3 separate regions of the Mus musculus genome follow, and all the other regions are linked to region 2. The links are chromatin contacts, found by Hi-C or POLR2A ChIA-PET in ENCODE. All regions are on one chromosome and are shown on one strand. Each heading gives the region's core, a stretch centred on a gene start or an enhancer-like site at or near the end of the contact. The rest is flanking DNA. Distances are from core to core; before and after follow the strand shown.

Region 1 (4,597 bases), core at 867-3,366, 40 kb before region 2:
TTTAAGAAAATTATTTTGTGTGTGTGTGTGTTTGTGTGTGCATGTGTATGTGTGTGTGTGTGTGTGTGTGTGAGAGAGAGAGAGAGAGAGAGAAAGAGAGAGAGAGAGAGCACATATAAGCACAGGTGTGGATAAAGGCCAGAGCACAACTTTTGGGAGTGGTGTCTCTTTCTACAATGTGGGTTGGCTTGGAGACAGACATTATTCATTGAGTAATCTAGCTTGTTGACTTAGTTACAGTCCTGTGACACACTGACCAAGGTGATTTATAAAAGAACATCTACTTGGGGGCTTATTTACAGTTTCAGAGGGTTAGTCTATGCCCATCATGGCGTTTAGCATGGTGGCAGGCAAGCAAGGCATGGTGCTAGAGCAGTAGATGAGAGCTTACATCTTAATTCACAAGAATGAGGCAGAGAAAGACAGTTTGGGCTTTTAAAACCTGAAAGCCAACCTGCAGGCAAACCTTTTCCAGTAAAGCCATGCCACCTACCCCTCCCTCCCCCCCACCCAACAGTTCCACACTAGGGACCTAACATTCAAACAGAGAAGCCCAATCCTGTGTGGGAATCATTCTTATTCAAGCCAATACTCCCCCACTCCCACCCCCACCCCCAGCTTTGTTTGTGAGACAGGATCTTGCTATGTAGCCCTGCCTGGCCTCATACCAGGTAGTCCAGGTTGGCCTTAAACTCTCTATCCTCTTGCCTCAGCTTATGGGATCGAGGATTACTGCAGCCTCAGACCATATTCCTGCCTGGGTTTAGGGTTTTGTTTCTGCAGAGCCTGGAGTGTGTTTCGCTCTTTTGCCAGGCCCTAATTCAGTCTCCAGTTTTTCCCTCCCCCTTGCCTCTTTCTTTCCTCGGTAGACTCCTTGCTGATTTTAGTAGGAAATGAACCTTTCAAACTGCCTAGGAGTTATTGGTAAAAGTCTTTTGAAGTCTGAGGATGGACATTAAAGTGGCCTCATCTGTGGCACTCAAATGGTGCTGTTATTTAACAGAGTTTATAGAGTAGGCATATTTAGATGCTTCCCAGAGGGTTAAGACTCCTCCTACAGCTCACGGGCCAAACAAACTCTTAATTACTGCACTCAGTCGGAACGTTTTTAAAGAATCACTTTGAAGTTTCCTGGTACTATTACCATCATTAAACCTTTACATGTAAACATGTGTTGTGAGTTTGTGAAAAATGTATGCCATGTGTGCACCTGGCACATGTTAATTGCTTAAAAATTGCTAGTTGATAAAGTGTCTCCAGTGTAAGATTTGCTGTATACATTTGAGGAAGGTATTGAGTTCTGCTTTAGAACGCATGGAATAGGAAAGGAGTTTTGTGGGCGCACTGACACGAATTCACACTTGTCCACGCAGCCTCCCATGGTGAAAAACCACAAAAAGTCTGGCATTTACTTTCGGCGGGCTATTTTTAGCAGATCGCCTCTCCTACCCGTGTAAATTTAATCTCCAGAATAGAACACAAGCAGGGTCAACGCGGTTTAGCCACACGCTCCCTTGTCCTAAGCCATTCAGTATGGACACGAAGAAAAATGTTCTAGAATCTGTAGAGTCCACGCTGAGTTGGAGACGTTAAGCATTCCCGCGAAGGCAGCTGATTAGACAAGGAGAGAGAGCACCCGGCGTGCGAGCCCTTGCACAGCGAAGCACCCTTCCTTCGGTACACAGATAAAATGAGTCAATCATTTCCACCCGCCCCGACTTTTAAGTCGTCTGATCTCGGGGACCGAGGCCTGCTATTACAAACCCACCATCCCGTTCGGTCAGGCGTCCACTTCGGGGACCAGCCTGAGTCACCTGGACCTTGTGAGCCGAGATCGGGGAGGTGCAGGCGTCCGGGGGTGGAGGGCACAGACTACGTTCTCCATCGCCGCTGCCTCGGAAGGAAGAGGAGGGGCGACTGCGCGTGGGGAAGAGAAGGAAGAGGCGTTCGGGGAAGGGCAGGGAGGAGGAGAGCCGAAGGCGCCCGGGCGGGAGAGCAGGGGCGTGCGGGCGGGGGCGGGGCGGGGCGGGCGCGCCCGAGGCGGGGCGGGGCCGGGCGGCGGCCTCTGCTGCTGCCGGGGGCTGCCGGGATTGGGGAGCTGCGCCGCGTACTCTCCAGGGTCGCTGGGCTGGGCTGGACATGACCGTGCTGCGCTCGCCGCGCGCTCAGCCCTGCTAGCCGCTCGCTGCCGCCGCCTGGGAGCCCAGCTCGGCCTGCGCCCGCGCGCACCGCCGCAGTCATGGGGCTGCAGCCCCTGGAGTTTAGCGACTGCTACCTCGACAGCCCGTGGTTCCGGGAGAGGATCCGCGCGCACGAAGCGGAGCTCGAGAGGACCAACAAGTTCATCAAAGAGCTCATCAAAGACGGCAAGAACCTCATCTCTGCCACCAAAAGTAAGCGGGGTCCTGTTCGCGTTCGGGCTGCGGCGTGGCGAGGAAGGCGGGAGGATCGTCTTCCCCGGCCAAGTGGGATGGCTCAGTGCTCCTAAGACCGGGCTGGAGGAATAGGCGATTCCTTAGGGGATAAGATAAGCTCCAGGGCATTCCTCTCCCAGGAGGTTCGGGCGCGTTCCTTTCCCCGATCCTGGCCCTCGGTGGCGCGGGAGCGAGGAGCTGTGCGTGGGAGCTGCCCCGGGGCTCCCGCCTGGCCCAGCTGAGCACGCTTTGGCGCCGGCCGGAGCGAATGGAGGCTCTGCTCCGGAGTCAGGTTTTACTGCGCCCTAACGCTGCTTCCAGTCTCCCGCAAAATAGAGACATCAATCAGTTTGATAGTTTTGTCTCCTAACATTTCCAAGTAATTTTTTTTGGAAATGCTTTGGGACTCTGCCTGTAGTTGATATCGTCAAAAGTCCTTTAAGTTACACCTCTTATGTATCCCCTTTCTGCCTTGCGCGACAGCACCGACCTACGTCCCTCGTGAGCTAAACCAGAAAGTCTACCTGGCTTTGTGCTGCCTTCTGCACATTCCTCTGTCTTGTGCTGAGGCGGGTTCAAAGATTAGGGGTTGAAAGGGTCAGTGGGCAGACTGCTCCAGGTTCTGGCCTGCGAGAAGTGCCTGTGAGTAGGAAATTCTACTCTTCATGCTCGAAGCTGGCCACCTCAGTTCCATCTGTATTCAAACAAGCAAGCTAACACACCCTCAAGCCACCTCTGAAGACAACAGAAAGAGAGGTGTATCGAAGCTGTAGTGAGTCTTAGGAGTAGAGGCTGGTTGAAATTTGTGCAGAAACGGTTGTAATGTTCTATAAATGGGCGTTCTCCAGGACCAGGTGCTGGCATCCAGGCCACCCTGGAACCCTGAATTCATTCCTTGAGTTATTGCGAACACCCCTTTCCCTCCTTAAAAGGCCTGATAGTGCAGGAGCCAAGCATAGGTGCTCTACCTATCCTCTTGGGTTGGTTAGGTTCCCTGGCTCAATACTCTCCATCTCTGGGCGTTTATTCCATTTGTTTGTAGACAGCACCCCTGGAAAAAACACCCCAGGTACATTTTCACCCCACCGTTTTGTGTCCAGGAAGATTAAAACGTACTGAGTGTACATTCTCATCCACCCAATCAAGTGCCTGGCCTAGTTAATATTCACTTAATGAATGAGTTGAAATATTTTTTTTAATGGGAAGAATTTAGTGGAGCCATCCCTGTAATTTGGGAAGCAAGTCGCTCAACTTCTCTGGACCATCTCCAAGGTTCCTTTGGTTCTGTGACCTCTTCCGTATTTCAAAGTTGGGACTGGAAATCACTTTTTTGATGAGTGGGTTATTTGCTTGGTGGCTGTGCAGGCCTTTGGCTTTGAGGTTTTCTGTTCTAGGTGGGAAACAGAGGGAGAGTCAGTAAATGTGGAGAAATGACCAGAGGCAGGGAGGTGTGCGGACATCCATGGACTGGGAAGTGGATGTGTAGGATTCCATGGCCAGTGTTCAGCATCAGTAGATGAGGACATACGTGTACCTATTCTTTAAAAACTGTGTGTGTGCTTTTGAGCCATTGTACGCGTGGGAGGTCAGAGGACAGCTTCGGAGCTGGACCTTCCTTTCCGTGTCTATGTGGGCTCTGGGGTTCGGGTGTCAGGCATCTCCCAGTCTGGTCTGTTGGCTAGTAGCTTCCTTTGAAGCTAGGGAGATTAGGAGAGGGGCAGATGGCAGTCAGTTTGGCCATAGGTAGAAAGCTATTTCTGTGACTGCATGTTAGCTGCTCCACTGGCAGGAAGCATGCCTCACGTCCCTGAGGCAGCCAGTGTGTGTGTGTGTGTGTGTGGGGGGGGGGGGGGGGGCTAGTTTTCCTCCTCCTCAGAAGGTAGACCTTCTGGAATTTGTGACTTGTGTTTTAATCCTTGTGCGTATGATTAAAGATGAGACACAAAATGGATGATCTCATTTAAGGGAGCAGCCAGACAGCGCTATCTTTTCTATCCTTATCCTTAACTTTACACTCTTCCCCTCAAGAATAAAAGGGTTGGTGTACACCATTTTGGCAAGTTGGAAAGACCCTGGCCTTTTCCCACTTGGCACATTAAAGTTGTCTCCTAGTTCTTAGGAGAGATTGAAAGGCTGGGCTTCATCAGGAGAACTGGCGATGGTTTTCACTGTGGGGTCTGGCT
Region 2 (4,592 bases), core at 11-2,510:
TAAGAAGGAGTTTTGACACTGGAAACCTCCAGAGTTTTTTACTCAGTGGAGGGAGGGAGGGAGGAGCCAGAGCTTGGGGAAGGTAAACAGGGACCAGTCAGTCTTTGGCCTGGGTGGAGTGAGGGAAGGGCGGGCCTGAGCAGAGCCAGTGGCTGGCTGGGAGTGAATGGCTGCTGAGGAATTTGGGGCTGAGTTCCCCAGGCAGTTGAACAGGACCCACGCTGCTCACCAGGAAGGCTAATCTTGTAGTAGCTGGGTAGGTGGGGATAGAATGAGGTAAATCTCATTTTGGTCTCACCTCTAGGGTGTTTTGTCTGAAGGGCCTTCTTGTTCAAGTTCAGTGGGGCCTCCTCTTAGGACCATTTCCCTCTTACTCCACCAGGGCCTCCTAGGCTCGCGACCAGTGACCACTGTGTGCTCGGCCTAGGGAGCCAGTCTTTACAGCTTTGACTGTTCTGATAACAGGCACACAGATAGTAGTAGAATGACCACATTTCCTTCCTGGCAACACAGCCTCGACCTTGGGATGGTGAGAAGCACAGGTCTTTGGGGAACTCTGAGGGCTGTGGTTTAGGAAGTACATGGAAAGCGTGCCTTTGGTAGGATCTGAAGTAAAGTATAAGGCAAATTGAGAGAGTAAAGTTTAGACCCAGTAGCTCCCTTCCATAAAACTTGATAATTCACTTTAGACTTTACTGGCTGTTTGACACGCTTCTTTCCTTGTCTCCACGAACCTCTACGATCTCAAACCAGGGCCGCCTTCTTTGGTTTTAGAGCAGGCACCTGACAACTGAAGTATCCAAGCGTGAGAATGCTAAAGGTACTCTGGCTCTGCAGGTCCTGAGGAGCCACAGAGGGCAGACACGCCCACTTCACTTTTGGTAGTCTTGTTCTTCCCTCCTCGCTGTACACTTGGGAGTGTTCTTTATGTATAATTTGAGCAATGGCTAATAAATGCCCTGCATTATCTTAGCAGATGTTTTGGTAAGAATGAGAAAATGAGTCCTGAGGTACTTATTGTGCGTTGTAATTACCAGTAGTCTGGGCAGTTCTTATGACATCAGGAAACCCAGGGGTTTTTCATGCTTGTTTGCTATAGATATCTCTAAAACATCTGGACAGTCCCTCAAATGGGATGATCCCAGGCCACGGTTGGTGTCGACGGACGCAGGCCTGTGAGGCCGTGAGGCCCGTGAGCTTCTGCAGGAGCGGGGACTGCTTCTCGCAGTCGATGACATTCTCACTGAACCAAGGACACAAGTGACTGTAGGACAGTGACTGCCTTTCGGAGGGTGACTCCTCCTCTTAGAAGCTCTACTTGTTTGGGAGAAAGCCCAGGGACGAGCTATTTTTCCAAGAATTGTTTATCTTTTAGTTTTGTGGAAACTGACAGAACTGCCATCCTAAATTTAGCATGGTGTAATTTTCCAAGCAATATTTTGTGAATGTGTTTTTATACAGTTGAGTGCCATGTATTTTAAGCGAGAGGTTTAGACATGCCTGATGAATATAGTGTTCCTTTTCTGACATAGGAGGAGATCTTGGGTATTCGGGCCAGGCTCCTGCTTTCTCACAGCTTAGGCAGATAAACTGGTCTACATAGGGCCACATAGTTAGATGACGGAACTCGGCCCTTTTAGATTTCCTTTCCCATTAGAGACCTTTCCCTAAATACATTATAGGTTTAGTACCTGAAACACTGAGATGTCCTTGAGAACAGAGCTTTTACTGGCCCAGAAGACAGGATTCAAGTGACATGGGGGAGTCTTCGGTCGTGCTGACCAGGGAGGGTTCCCTTCTTTGTTCTTGGATTTTACTATGTAGCTCAGGCTGGTCACTTCTGAGTCTCTGGAGTGCTGGGATTATAGACATGCACTCTTAGATCAAGTCAGAAGTTTCCCTTAGTGCTTCAGAAAGGTGTGTTATTTATGAATGGAGAGGTCTTTTTTTTTTTTTTAAATCCTAATGTCTTAGTCAGGTTGGATCTATAACAAAATACCACAGACTTGGTGGGGTGTGGCTTAAAAAAAAAACAAACAGTTTCAGGAGGTTGTACTTGGTTTGGGATGGGGCCTCTTATTTTCTGTGTAAGGATACTAATTCCATCATGGAGTCCCCACTCACAGAGTCATCCCACTGGGGAGAAGGGGGGTAGGGCTTCAACATAGGCATTTTGTGGGAACAGAGACATTTGGTCCATAATACTGAGTAATGCTGTTTTTGTTTTGTTTTGTAAAGAGCTGTCTAGTCATGTGTGGTCTCATAGGCTGGTACCCACGTCACTTAGCAGGCAGAGGCAATGAGCTCTTGAGACTGAGGGCAGCCTGGGCCACATGTCAAGGAGCCTGTCTCAACAATAACAGCAAAAAGGTGAGCAATCTGGTGCAAAGGTGATTCTTTGGAGAGTCAATGTGGTGTGTTATTGATAAATACTCATACAGATATGTAAACACATGATTACACATATTTAAAACTACTTGGAGATGAGTAGATGAGTGAGTCTTTTCCTAACTGCCTGTCCAGTTCTTTAAGCAGATACTTGGTTCGGCCTGTGTTGAGAGTGTGCTATGGAGCCCACAGTTGCTGCCTAGTACTGAAGCCATGGACCAGCAGTTTTCTTCTGTCTTCTTTCAAAGGTGCCTTTTTATCAAATTGCATGAATTCTTTAATTTTCTTTTTGATAGACCATTTTAGCACTTGCATAGAGTGTTATAATGAATTCCTAAGTTCTCACAGATCTAAACATTTAAAGGACATGTGTCCAGAGATGATCTTAATGTATGAATGAACACCACTCCAGATTGAAGGCCCCTGTAACTTCCCTTCTTTCTCTTTCTAGAAGGATCCATTATCTTAGATTTGGAATGTAGCATTGTTATGCATTTTTAATACTTTTATCACACTTATATTTGTAAGAAATAAATATTCTAAAGCTTTATGGAAGTGATAGCACACTCTATATAAGAGAAAAGGCCATGTTTTGAAAATTGTCTCATTTTGATTTACTTCTGTGTCATTTTTAAATGTATGTATTCCATCCCATGGTTATTCTATAGTGTGTGTTTACCTGTGAGGTGTTTTAGATGGTTTCCAAATTTTCACTAAGGTTCATAGAAGTACTGTGGGTATGTATGCTTGCACAAAGCTGCAGATAGGCACAGCCGAGTGTCTCTGGAGACCTGCAGCTACGCTATAGTCCTGTTCAGTTTTACTCCATTCATTTACATAGCCTGTCTGTAACCCCTTCAATGTGATGTCACTGGCCAGTGTCTTCTCTTATACTTAAGATTAAATATCTGAATTTTTCACCAATTGTTATGTATGAGCTTATTGTCCTCACTTGAATATAGAATTTGCCCGAGAGCTCCAGTAGTTATCTTTTCAAACATGTATTGATCTTTCAGTTGTGTATGTGTGTGCATCTGTGTGTTGTGTTGCACTGTATGTATTTGTTTGTATGTGTAGGTATTGTGCATATGTGTGTATGTAGAGGCAGGGGAGGTCAAAGGGCAACAGTGGGTGTTTTCCTCAATGAAGTCTCACAGTGTGTGTGTGTGTGTTTAGTTATTTTATGCCTGTGTGTGTTTGGTTTGCATGTATGTGTGTGAACCACGTATGTATGTGGTATCCATGGAGTTCAGAAGAGGCACCAGGTCCTCTGGAACTGGAATTGTGAATCGTATGAGTGCTGGGAACAGAAACTGGGTCCTCTTCAAGAACAGCAAGTGTGTTGTGGTAAATATTAAATGCCGGTTTTCCCCCACCGTTGATCATTTAGTTCTCAGATAAAAGACAAAGCCTCTGTAGTTACGATATCCTTAATAGCACTAGATCTGGGCAGATATCAACCCTCTACTTCCCTATCAATAACCCTGAGATAGAACTTGCCATGTTCTGTCTGGGCTGCTCTTACTCCAGCTGGCTAGCCCTCAGGACCATGGTCTCACGATTCACCTACTCCATGGCGTCTCTCTTTCCTTGGGGTCTCTGCCTCAGATCCCAAGCTGGGCTACTGAATCCCCCCTTCCTCTCTTCTGCTCAACTATTGGCCACCAGTATCTTTATTCAACCAATAGTTTTAAATTAAGGAGCAAGTTTACATAGCATCACTTAGTGATGGCCTCCTCATTCCCGAGGCAACCAGACTTTGGAGGCTAGTAGTTAGCATCACAGTACTCCCTGGGCTGGGATTGCAGCTGTGTAGGTTACTCTACCCTCTCTTATTATATCATAGAGATCAGAACTCAGGCCCTTATGCTTTTGTTGGGGGTATCTCCAGCCTCTGGCTCCTTTTTGGTTTGCATGTTTATAATGTAATGGAGTGACTCAGGTACAGAGTGACCTTTGACCTGCGACCCATGACCTCAGTCAGTGACCTTTGACCTGCGACCCATGACCTCAGTCCTTGCTCACTTTTTACTCACATCTGCAGTTGAACTCCACTGAAACTCAGCAAAACTGTGACTGTTACGAAGCGCTTTACCCGCTTCACTTCTTTGGGTCCACTTTCTCAGTCTCCATGTCCATCTGTACTGTCTTGGATTTCATTATTCCTTGTCTGGTTTTCTGTGGTTGTAAAATCTCGCTTCAAA
Region 3 (5,156 bases), core at 2,262-4,761, 34 kb after region 2:
CCAGTACCGGTCTGGCTGCTCGCTACCATGATGATGATGAACTAAACCTCTGAATGATAAGCTAGCCCCAGCTTAATGCTTAACTTCATAAGAGTAGCCGTGGCCACGATGCGTCTTCTCACGAAGACACACGTCAGAGTGCCTGCAGTCACAGTTGACATGCTAGCATGGCGGTGATGAGTGGACACCCAGTGTGCCAGCAGACAGGAAAGTGCTACAGTTGAGAGCAGACGGGCGGAGCTGTAGGTGAGCTGCGGCAGAGAGGTTCTGTGTTGAGGGCTGTTTCACAGAGCACTGTTGGCGGGTCTTCCCCACAGAGTGGGGCTGGAGTTGGGACTTTTATGGAAAAACTATGTGACCACTTTCTGCCTTGATGGTCTGTTTCTGAATTCCTTGGAGTGAACTGATGAGAGGAAGAGATTGAAATGTGGTCTTGGACTCCGATGGAGATTTCTCGGTTCCTAGAGACTGTTAGCTGGCTGTGATTTAATCTTCGGCTTTGGAGGCAGCTAACAGTGCTTTTGACTGAGGCGAATGAGGGAATGAGGCTGGGTTCCTGGTGCAGGCAGATGTGAGAATAGGATTGTGTCTGCAGAGTCCTGCATGCCTTTAATCTCAGTACTCGGGAGCCAGAAACAGGTGGATCTCTGAATTTGAGGCCAGCCTGCTTGACAGAGAGAGTTCTAAGATAGCCAGAGCTACACGGAGAAACCCTATCTTGGGTGAAAACAAAACAAAATAACCCAAAACAAACAAACAAAAAAATCAACCACTCAAACCCTCCCCCCCTTAAACCAAACCAAACCAAAACAAAAAACCTACCCCTCAAAAGTGATATTTGAGAAGAGGGGTAGCTGCTGGAAGAAGCAGTGAGAGACAGCCACAGGCACCCCAGCAGACAGCCACAGGCACCCCAGAACAAGAATACGGTGTTAAATTACACGTACTCAGCACCCAGTGCCACATCTGATCCTGTTTCTCCTGTATTCCTAATTCTGCTGCTGTTTTGATTGACAGCCTGGCATCGTGACATCTCATGTACAAATATATACATTTCGAGTACAAATACCTCAGCCCGTATCTCAGGAAGTTGCCACTTTAACAAAACCCACGGCATGCCTTTATTCTAGAAAGCAATTCAAAATCCGATTCGTTCCTTCTGTGTCCCTCACCGTAGTAGCTGGTTTCTCAGAATCCTCATTCAAATTAATTTCATTCGATTATAAATTTCTAAATCGCTTCAGATTTATAGTGCCGGGGCACAAGTGTGTGCCGCCACACACAGCCTACTGAGTGCTGAGGCTGTAGGCATGCATTACCCCCATGCAGTGACTGATTCTCTCCTGAGTCACCATAGGGCACTGCAATGGAATTAATAAAGGTTGCAAGGCCAGCGCAGTTTAACCACATTGGTGTTAAGTGGTCCTGTGTATACCCTTGGTAGTGATTACTTCTTGTGATGCACGAGCATCGGATGGAATCATCATGGCTCCCTGAGGCTTTAAAACCTTCCTGAAGCTTATGAAGATACGATCGTGTCGTTGGAGCGCACAAAGAACAGATACCCACCTCGAGGAACTTTGAGTGTGGTCCTGGGGAATAACTGGTAATTAGCAAGATAATCAGAATAGGCAAAGGTCTGAAGTATGGCTGGCGAGAGGGGGGCAGCAAGGCCAGAAGCTGCAGGAGGCAGGGAAGCTGTGCGGGAACAGGGAGTAGTTTAATCAGTAAGAGGAAGAAAATTAAAATCTGTGGAAGGAAAAAAAAAACAATGCCTGTGGTATTAATTATTAAAAAGTAAATCCTGTTTTGGGGTTCACTACTGGCCTCAATGGTTTATGTTCCTGGAAGAAAGACACACACACACACACACACACACACACACACACACAGCCTTTATATTTTATCATGCCTTGAACAACACAATAGCTGGGCCACTGCCTAACCTCTGCATAGTTAATCTATCTCCTGCTGAATATCCCAAGTTACTACTTAACTACTTCTATGTTCTGTTTTTGTTGCCCTGGACCCAGGTGGGCAGCTCTGGGACGAGCTCTCCCAGTACTCCACGTGGCGGCCATGCCTCTCTGTCCTGCACCATTCTCAGGCATGGCTGCTCTCCTCTCTTCCACACTCTCCCTGCATGGAGGATCTGTCTCTGTCTCTGTCTCTGTCTCTGTCTCTGTCTCTGTCTCTGTCTCTGTCTCTGTCTTTCTCTTTCTCTGTTTCCTCCCCTCCCCTCCCCTCCCCTCCCCTCCCTTCCTTTCCCCTTCCCTTCTTTCTCTCTCTTCTCCTATCCTCTCCTCTCTTTCTCCTTTCTCCTTTCTCTGGACCTGGGAAATTCTAAAATCCCGCCTCTGTCTCTCCTCCCATCTTTATTTACCAATCAGAACCAACTGGGGGCAGGTTCCCAGAAGCTAAGCGCAGACCTTCCCACCCAAACAGTTTTGGGGGAACATATTGGCATTTGTAATACAAGCAGCTACAAATGCTAAATATTGTAGAAAGTTTTTCTTTCTTTCTTTCTTTCTTTCTTTCTTTCTTTCTTTCTTTCTTTCTCTTTCTTTCTTTCTTTCTTTCTTTCTTTCTTTCTCTCTCTCTCTTCCTTCCTTCCTTCCTTCCTTCCTTCCTTCCTTCCTTCCTTCCTTTTTTTTCTGAATATCTTTTTTGTGGGACTTTGGGCTTTAGCAGGTAAATTCATCTGTCTGGAAGTTGGCTACCAACTCCCTATCTGTTTAAGCTGTCAGCAGCATGTTCATATGCCTACTCCAGACCTAAGCAGGGCCATACATCTTTAATTTAGCAAATACCACTATGTGCTTGCTACATGCCCAGTGCTGGGTTGTGACAGTGTGACACAGTTCTGTCTCTTGAGTAGGTGGATATCCACTAGGGGAAGTGGTCAAAAGCCTGTGCGCTCAGTAATTCTGCAGTACCAGAGGCAGTGGGGGTCCTGGAGAGGTCAGTGCAGAGCCGGCATACATCAGTTAGTCACTTAAGCACAGCTGAGCTGAAATGCTGCGTCCGTCTTGAGAGGGAATCTGCTTCCATTTCAAGGAGAGTGAAGTATGTGTTTGAGTGTCCCCCAAACTCCTCGGTTGCTATTAATACAGAGTTTACGGGTGTGGCTCAGTATAGAGGGTGCTCAGAGTGAAGATTCAGTCCCTGGCATCCAGCAAAACTATGAACTGAAATCCGTGACTCACTGGAAAAGGAAGCAGGCAGAGTACCAGTTTAGGAAAAGAAGTCACTGTTTGCTTTCACACCCAAACATTTGGTCTTCTTGAGCGGATGCGCTCAGCGCTGTCAGTGTTGTGTTTTTCAGGACAGGGTTTCGAGGTGCATAACTTTTTCTTGTAGTGTTTCTGACCCTGACTGTGGAAGTGAAGAGACCTAAACTAGGGATCTGAGCTGGACCATAGTAAGAGGCCAGACCTGGCAGGGTTGCGTGTGTGCATGCTGTCTGAGGGGAGCTGCCAGCATTCCTGTGATGTTCTGTGTGGCCTGACAGGACATGCTGTGCTTATCTGAGGTGGGCAGCTGTCCAGGAGTCTGAGGACTTTAAAAATAGTGTGGCAGCATTTATGAGCATCTCTAAAAAGCCCTGTGTACTGTATTTACTTCTCTGAGTAAATCCTTTGAACAGACTGAGTTTTGTTTTCTTGCCAGCCTGTGAGGATTCAGTTTCTGAGCATCCTGGCAAATCAGAGTTGGGGTTTGGACTAGAGAGTTAGAAAAGATGCAGGAACAGTGCGTGGGGGAGATGGAAGGTGGAGCTTTCCAGGGGAGCCCAGAGGCACCTTAGACGCAGGAGGTCTGGGCAGGGCAACCTCTTCACCTTTATGTATTACACACACACACACACACACACACACACACACACTTTCTGAGTTCTGCTATAACCACTTTGGTGTTTGACACTTGGTTTTTATTCTAAACTATAACTTTTTTCCTTTCTTTCTTTCTTTCTTTCTTTCTTTTTTTTTTTTTTTTTTTTTTTTTTGGTTTTTCGAGACAGGGTTTCTCTGTGTAGCCCTTGGCTGACCTGGAACTCACTCTGTAGACCAGGCTGACCTCGAACTCAGAAATCCGCCTGCTTCTGCCTCCCGAGTGCTGGGATTAAAGGCGTGCGCCACCAACGCCCGGCTATAACTTTTTTCTATAGAAATGTTTTATAATGTTACTGAAGTAATATTAAAGTAAATGAATGTTTTTGCTTTTTGGTAGTGCTCCTTCTTCAGTGTGTCCCACAGCAGGTGTTCTTTGAACATGGTGTCTAGGCCAGCATCACCATCTAGTGTGATGGTTGGTTTCCATTGTCACCTTGATAGGATTTGGAATTGCACAGGAGACCCGACTTTAGGCTTGTCTGTGGGGGCGTTTCCAGAAAGGGTTAACTGAGTGGCAGTGTCCACCCCATGTGGGCAGCACTGTGCTATGGCTTGCTTCATTCCTGCTGTGTTCCTCCATGACTGATCATATACTCTTTAACTGTGGGCTTCCCCGTGACTGACCATACAACTCTTGTTGAACGTTGCTTATGAATGTGAATTTATACCATAAATGGTATAAACCACTTGACGGTCTATGCTTTCTGTTCACAAGTCACGTGTGTAATAACAAATGAGTAGTCAGTTCTCCTCCTCCAGAGAAAGTGACACATTTTTCTATGACTCTCTTACTTTGTTTTAAAAGCTGTCCATGACAGTGTGAGGCGTAGTGGGCCACACCTTTAATCCCAGCACTTGGGAGTTAGAGGCAGGTGGATGTCTATGAGTTAGAGGCCAACTTTAGGACAACCAAGCCTAGACAAATTAACCCCGTCTCCGAAAACCTGATACAAAACTACACAAAAGCAAAAGTTGCCCGTTACTTATTTTACAAAGGTTTCTTTCTTTCTTTGAAAATGATGATAATATTTTCATTTAATTTAATTCATCATCCTTTTGTTGTATATGTTTAGTCAGGTATGCATGCTATTGTAAATCTTGCTGTCAGGAATGTCCCGGTTGGGGATTCATTTTTGCATATCTAGAATACTTAAGGAATTATATCCATGATAAACGTAACTCGTAATTGTGGTATGAGTGTGACTGATATGGCCAGGAGACTTGAAACCGTTTTTGGGAGAAGCCTTCTTGTCCCATGAGTCAGTG

The links. A loop is a pair of places that touch in the nucleus more often than their neighbours do. ChIA-PET counts read pairs that join two places held with the same protein, here RNA polymerase II (POLR2A).
Region 1: a loop to region 2 is called in a map of heart, with 2.2 times the contacts of the local background. The contact joins the promoter of Arhgap10 here to the enhancer-like site in region 2. A Hi-C loop is called at or near these places in 9 of 37 maps with a recorded cell type or tissue (adrenal gland, gastrocnemius and heart). POLR2A ChIA-PET finds 5 or more read pairs at or near these places in 1 of 5 experiments (Patski).
Region 3: a loop to region 2 is called in a map of heart, with 1.8 times the contacts of the local background. The contact joins two enhancer-like sites. A Hi-C loop is called at or near these places in 4 of 37 maps with a recorded cell type or tissue (Patski and heart). POLR2A ChIA-PET finds 5 or more read pairs at or near these places in 1 of 5 experiments (Patski).

The regions. Positions count from the first base shown.
Region 1 is chr8:77,515,426-77,520,022 of GRCm38, reverse strand. Arhgap10 (Rho GTPase activating protein 10) reads left to right here and starts at 2,116. Exons shown (of 23, transcript NM_030113.2): 1 at 2,116-2,393. The coding sequence starts at 2,240. 0610038B21Rik (RIKEN cDNA 0610038B21 gene) reads right to left here and starts at 2,967. Exons shown (of 1, transcript NR_028125.1): 1 at 1,445-2,967.
Region 2 is chr8:77,474,584-77,479,175 of GRCm38, reverse strand. All of the region lies in intron 1 of Arhgap10 (Rho GTPase activating protein 10), which reads left to right. Among named protein-coding and RNA genes, the nearest start is that of 0610038B21Rik, 40 kb to the left of the region's middle. Within about 2 kb of position 1,260, at least 1 of the 3 ENCODE cell types and tissues checked has a DNase peak (open chromatin) inside an H3K27ac peak, as active enhancers do; it is heart, where a contact is called at or near this core.
Region 3 is chr8:77,442,691-77,447,846 of GRCm38, reverse strand. All of the region lies in intron 3 of Arhgap10 (Rho GTPase activating protein 10), which reads left to right. Among named protein-coding and RNA genes, the nearest start is that of 0610038B21Rik, 72 kb to the left of the region's middle. Within about 2 kb of position 3,511, at least 1 of the 3 ENCODE cell types and tissues checked has a DNase peak (open chromatin) inside an H3K27ac peak, as active enhancers do; it is heart, where a contact is called at or near this core.